2 separate regions of the Homo sapiens genome follow, and region 2 is linked to region 1. A link is an interaction called in ENCODE POLR2A ChIA-PET data of the cell type or tissue named here. Cell type or tissue: MCF 10A. All regions are shown on one strand. Links, peaks and the distances in the headings refer to the core of each region. The heading gives the core; the rest is flanking DNA.

Region 1 (2,800 bases), core at 47-2,546:
AACAGGTGATGGGGTCCTGGAATGAGCTCAGTGTCTTAAAACCACTGGTCTTATTTTATTTTCAGAGAAAGGCCACCTGTGCAGGTTCCTAGGGGGAGCTGGTATAGATTTGCATGGGGGTTCATCAGGGCTGCCCATGGTCACCAGTGATTGTCCTCTGGTTAGGTGACTTGGGACTCTACTCCCAAATGGAAGAAGGGTGGGGTAGGGCCTGAGCACCACGGGTACTTTTCCAAGTGAGAAGTCAGAAAGATGCCACGTCCTCGCTGTGATCCTGCTTGTTCAGGGGGACGTCTGTGCAGGCTTAGGACCAGTGTCTCACACAGCTCACACCCAGAGCAACCTCCTCAGGCAAGGAGGCTCAAAAGAGCCAGCAGCAGACCTCCTGGAACCCTGGCAGGCTCACCATGCCGGGCCCCCACAGTCTGGTTCAGCAGCTCTGGGGTGGGGCCCAGGAGTAGGCACTTCTAACAGGTTCCAGGGACCACACTCTGCGAAGCTCTGCTGTAGACCGTTTCCAGGCCTTTCCCACCACACAGCTCCTTGGCTTCTGCTTTTAAACATGTTTTAGTGTAGGAGAGTCATGTGAAGTCATCATTATAATTTTAGCTGACATTTCCTCTGTGCCAGGCACTGTGCTGAGTTCTTTTTTTTTTTCTTTTTTGAGACAGGCTGGACCGTAGCAGCGTGATCTCAGCTCACCACAACCTCTACCTCCCGGGTTCAAGCAATTCTCCTGCCTCAGTCTCCCGAGTAGCTGGAACTACAGGTGCGTGCCACCATGCCCAGCTAATTTTTTTGTATTTTTTTTAGTAGAGACGGGGTTTCACTATGTTGGCCAGGCTGGTCTCCAACTCCTGACTTCATGATCTGTCTGCCTCGGCCTCCCAAAGTGCTAGGATTACAGGCGTGAGCCACCACGCCTGGCCTGTGCTGAGTTCTTGACACATGTTCATTCATTTCATCCTCACTACAGCCAGATGAAGTGAGTGGTTTCTTCCCATTTTTCAGATAAGGATGTTTACAGCCCAGGAGGCCGAGCCTCACATCCAAGGAGAGAGTGTGTCAGTTGCTGTCATGCTCCTTACTCCTCTTCACCACCAGGGTGCGCTTCCCAGCCTCCGGCGGAGTCACAATGTTACAGGATCTCTGGGGTGTCGATTTTTCTGGCTGGAAATATCTGGCCAGTGCCTTTGCCTGAGTTCTTGTTGTCCTGCATCCTGGAAGAATGAGGTACGCAGACAAGTGGAGGGTGAAGACTTTTTTTTTCTTTTTTTTTTTTTTTTTTTAGACAGAGTCTTGCTCTGTTGCCCAGGCTGGAGTGCAGCGGTGCAATCTCGGCTCACTGCAACCTCCACCTCCTGGGTTCAAGCGATTCTCCTGCCTCAGCCTCCTGAGTAGCTGGGATTACAGGCACGTGCCACCATGCCCAGCTAATTTTTGTGTTTTTAGTAGAGACGGGGTTTCACCATGTTGGTCAGGCTGGTCTCGATCTCCTGACCTCGTGATCTACCCACCTCAGCCTCCCAAAGTGCTGGGATTACAGGCGTGAGCCACCATGCCTGGCCAAAGATTTTTATTTAGTGTTAGAACAGCTCCTCTCTGTAGGCAGGTCGTCCCGTCAAGTGTTCAGCTGTCAGCAGAGAGGAGGCCCTGGAGAGGGTGGCTCCTCTCCACAGGCAAGTCATTCGGACGTCTCTGCAGGTCTCTGAAGCTCTCAGTAGAGAGGGTAGCTCCTCTCTGCCAGCAGGTTGTCTCTGCAGCTCTCAGGGGAAAGGGTACTACTCCTCTCTGCAGTAGTAGAGGAGTCGTCCCATCATCTGCAGCTGTCATCAGAGAGAGCACTCCTCTCTGCAGCTGGTTGTCCCGTCATCATCTCTCCGCCCTCTCCATCCTCTGGTCTGCTCTGGCTGAGCCCAGGGCTTTTATGGACCACAGGGGGAGGAAGTGCCTGCCGACTGGTCCATGGGTGGCCATGGGCAGGCCCGTAAGAGGTACCACAAGTCCCCACTCAGGTCTGCAGGACTGGCAGCCTGGCCCCCAGCCTTCAGGCCCCCCCTGGCCTGTAGGTGAGGCCTTACTGGGGACCCTGCCCACTCCCACCCAGGACTGTCTGCCTCCTGCTGCCATTCATGGCCCCAGGGCTTGGCCCCAACCCTGCTCTGAGATGGGAGAGGGTGCTGGGAGCTGAGAGAGGCCAGGCAGTGGGAACAGACACCCCTGAGCCTGCAGAGACTGGGGGGTCCTTTCTGGGGCACCCGAGGATGCAGGCTGCAGAGACACCCAGGTCCTGCACCTGGGAGGGCAGCCACAGCTGCACCCGGGAGCTCCCGCCCCACCAACTGAGAAGAGGAAGGGTTCCCGATTGTCCCCAGCTCCTGCCTGCTTCATGGAGCGGGAGGCTCAGGTCTGCAGTCATAGGTCCAGTGGCTGCAGCTGTACCCAGGAGGGCAGATCCTGCCTCTTCCTGGATCCCCCAAGAACCCAAGAGCACAAGGAGGCTCAAATCCACAACTGCAGTTTGGGCGGCAGTAGCCCCACCCTCCTGGAGCGGGAGGCCTGGGTCTGCAGCTGCAGTTTTGGTGGCTGCAGAGGCACTGAGAGCTCCCATCCCAACCCAGAAGGGGTAAGGCTCCTAGTGGCTCCATGGAGTGTGCAGCCCCAGCTGTGCTTCCCTGCTGCAGCTGGCATAATGGCAGCAGCCACTACCATCAACAATGGAGTCGGGGCCGGGCGCGGTGGCTCATGCCTGTAATCCTAGCACTTTGGGAGGCCCAGGCGGGTGGATTACCTGAGGTCA
Region 2 (2,788 bases), core at 1-2,500, 130 kb after region 1:
TTTCAGCACATCATCCGGCGGGAGGTGACGGATGAGGACACACGGCACCTGTCCCGCAAGTTCAAGGACTGGGCCTATGGGCCAGTGTATTCCTCGCTTTATGACCTCTCCTCCCTGGACACGTGTGGGGAAGAGGCCTCCGTGCTGGAGATCCTGGTGTACAACAGCAAGATTGAGGTGGGCTCCAGGAGGGGGCATGGGGTGTGAGGAAGGAGGGGCAGGGCTGGGAGTAGGGACAGGGCCCTGGGGCTGGGCTGGGGGAGACAGCCCCAGCCTCTAGGACCCAACGTGGTGGGTCTGTTGGCTGAATGCAAGAGAAGGTGCCAACTAAGTGCCCAGAACAGTGTCTGCCATGTGAGGAAATGAGCAAGACTTGTGGGAAGATGGACTTTTGGGGCAGGTAGGACTGGGTTGGGATCCTGGCTCTGTAACTTACATGCTGTGTGTCTCAGGACAAGTGGCTCCACCTCTCTGGGTCTCAGCTTCTTCATTTGTAACCTGGGGATAAGGATCATGGATATCCCATGGGGTTCTTGGGAGGACCAAAGAGGTTAATTTTAGAATGGCTTGGCACAGAGTAAACATTATGTCAGCTTTTACTACTCATGGTTGTTATATGAACTTTTGAAAGCTCTTTTTTTTCGGTCAGGCATGGTGGCTTATGCCTGTAATTCTAGCATTTTGGGGAGCCAAGGTGGGCGGATTGCTTGAAGCCAGGAGTTTGAGACTAGCCTGGGCAATATGGCGAAACCCCGTCTCTACCAAAAAAAAATAATAAAAATGAAAATTAGCTAGGCATGGTGGTGCGAGCCTGTAGTCCCAGCTACTTGGGAGGCGAGGTGGGAGGATCACCTGAGCCTGGGGAGGTCGAGGCTTCAGTGAGCCGAGATCATGCCACTGCACTCCAGCCTGGGTGACAGAGTGAGATCCTGTCTCAAAATAAACAAACAAACAAACAAACAAAAAACCAAGCTTTTTTTTCCCTACTTAGCAGTATTTTGTGAACGTCGTTCTGTACTTTTAAATATTCTTTGGTAATATTGTCGCTGCATGTAAACATACCATATTCAAATGAACTGTTCTCTTATTGCTGGTCGCTTGGGTTTGTTTCTGCCTTTATCAGGAATAACACTATAAGAGCATCTCTGTGGCTGCTTTATTGCACAAATCATGATTATAGAGAAACTCAAGTTAATAAAGGGCTAGGAAGCTATAAAAATGGAGCAGAAAATGCTGGGGACTGGGTGCAGGTGGTCTTCCTTCTAGCCCTGCCCTGTGGCTTACTGGTCTGTGAGCTTGGCTTCCTTGCAAGACCTCATTTCCCTCATTTTTTGAATTAGTGACCATCTTGATTTAAATTAGTGGTGGCAGGAGGTTTAGCATCTCAGGTGCAAACTGATTGATTAGTAGTGTCTACCCAGGGAACTGTATGAATACAATTGTGCAGGGCTCAATTATTGATGTCTGCCCTGGGTTCAGAATTGGAGAATTGTGGTGAGTCAATCATTTATCATCTTTGGGCAAAATTTCTCAATCTTTCTCTCTGAATCAGAATTTCTGAGAGCGGAGGCCAGGATTTATACTTGCAGCAAGTTACATAAATTATTTTGCGGCCAGCAGCTTGGTACTATCCACAGATTGGAGTTTGGGAACCATGAGAATAAATGTCTTTTTTTCTTTTTTGAGATGGAGTCTCACTCTTGTTGCCCAGGCTGGAGTGCAGTAGTGCGATCTAGGCTCACTGCAATCTCCGCCTCCCAGGTTCAAGTGATTCTCCTGCCTCAGCCTTAGGAGTAGCTGGGATTACAGGTGTGCACCACCACGCCCGGCTAATTGTTGTGTTTTTAGTGGAGACAGGGTTTCACCACATTGGCCAGGCTGATCTTGAACTGCTGACCTTAGGTGATCCGCCTGTCTTGGCCTCCCAAAGTGCTAGGATTACAGGCATGAGCCACTGCGGCCGGCCTGAAAATAAATGTCTTTTAAGGGACTTTCCAGTTCCGAGTTCTGTGATGCTAGAATAGGGTGGAAAGGTACATTGAGGCAGAATTGGGCAGCTGAATCCATTCATGAATCCGTGAATGCAGCTGAGGAATGGATGGAAAGAGAAAGCGCTGTCCGGGTGGAGGGTGGGGGAAGGCACACCCGAGGCAGCCTGCCTGGACCCCCCACCCATCTCAGGAAGGCAGCCCCCGACCACCCTGCCTCTCTTAGAACCGCCACGAGATGCTGGCTGTGGAGCCCATCAATGAACTGCTGCGGGACAAGTGGCGCAAGTTCGGGGCCGTCTCCTTCTACATCAACGTGGTCTCCTACCTGTGTGCCATGGTCATCTTCACTCTCACCGCCTACTACCAGCCGCTGGAGGGCACAGTGAGTGCCCGGGGACCGGGCAGGGGCTGGGGCAGGCACTGGGCTGAGCCATGCAGGACTGGGGCACAACCTCATCCTTCTGGGTCCCCTGTAGGGGGACCCGGAGAAGGTTTAGGAACAGGTTGGGGAGGCGCCCTCCAGCATCCACGGGTGGCCCTGAGCTGGGAGGAGGAAGACTCAGGAGGAAGAGAGTGAAGGAGGAGGCTCCATGGGATGCCGATGTTTCGGGCCTGGGGGAACATCTGGATTGGGGGCCAGATGTTGGAGGGGCTGGGTGACGACCTGTGTGCCCTTGCTGCTCCCCAGCCGCCGTACCCTTACCGCACCACGGTGGACTACCTGCGGCTGGCTGGCGAGGTCATTACGCTCTTCACTGGGGTCCTGTTCTTCTTCACCAACGTAAGTGCCTGGCCCC

Evidence for each region. ChIA-PET counts read pairs that join two places held together with the same protein. Peaks named below come from ENCODE experiments on the same cell type or tissue, not always from the same donor. Only the 100,000 strongest peaks of a DNase experiment are listed, where the experiment ranks them.
Region 2: POLR2A ChIA-PET joins it to region 1 with 5 read pairs; 1 of 35 experiments calls an interaction of 5 or more read pairs at or near these places.

Annotation. Positions count from the first base shown.
Region 1 is chr12:109,926,059-109,928,858 of GRCh38, reverse strand. No RefSeq gene overlaps it. Among named protein-coding and RNA genes, the nearest start is that of TCHP, 27 kb to the right of the region's middle. RefSeq lists an enhancer at 1,928-2,800. In MCF 10A, for the core only: a CTCF peak has its summit at 1,090 (motif pointing right); a DNase peak (open chromatin) is centred at 1,108.
Region 2 is chr12:109,793,914-109,796,701 of GRCh38, reverse strand. TRPV4 (transient receptor potential cation channel subfamily V member 4) reads left to right here. Exons shown (of 16, transcript NM_021625.5): 7 at 1-177; 8 at 2,215-2,373; 9 at 2,680-2,772. Among named protein-coding and RNA genes, the nearest start is that of FAM222A-AS1, 22 kb to the right of the region's middle. In MCF 10A, for the core only: no CTCF peak of the experiment used is centred there; a DNase peak (open chromatin) is centred at 1,491.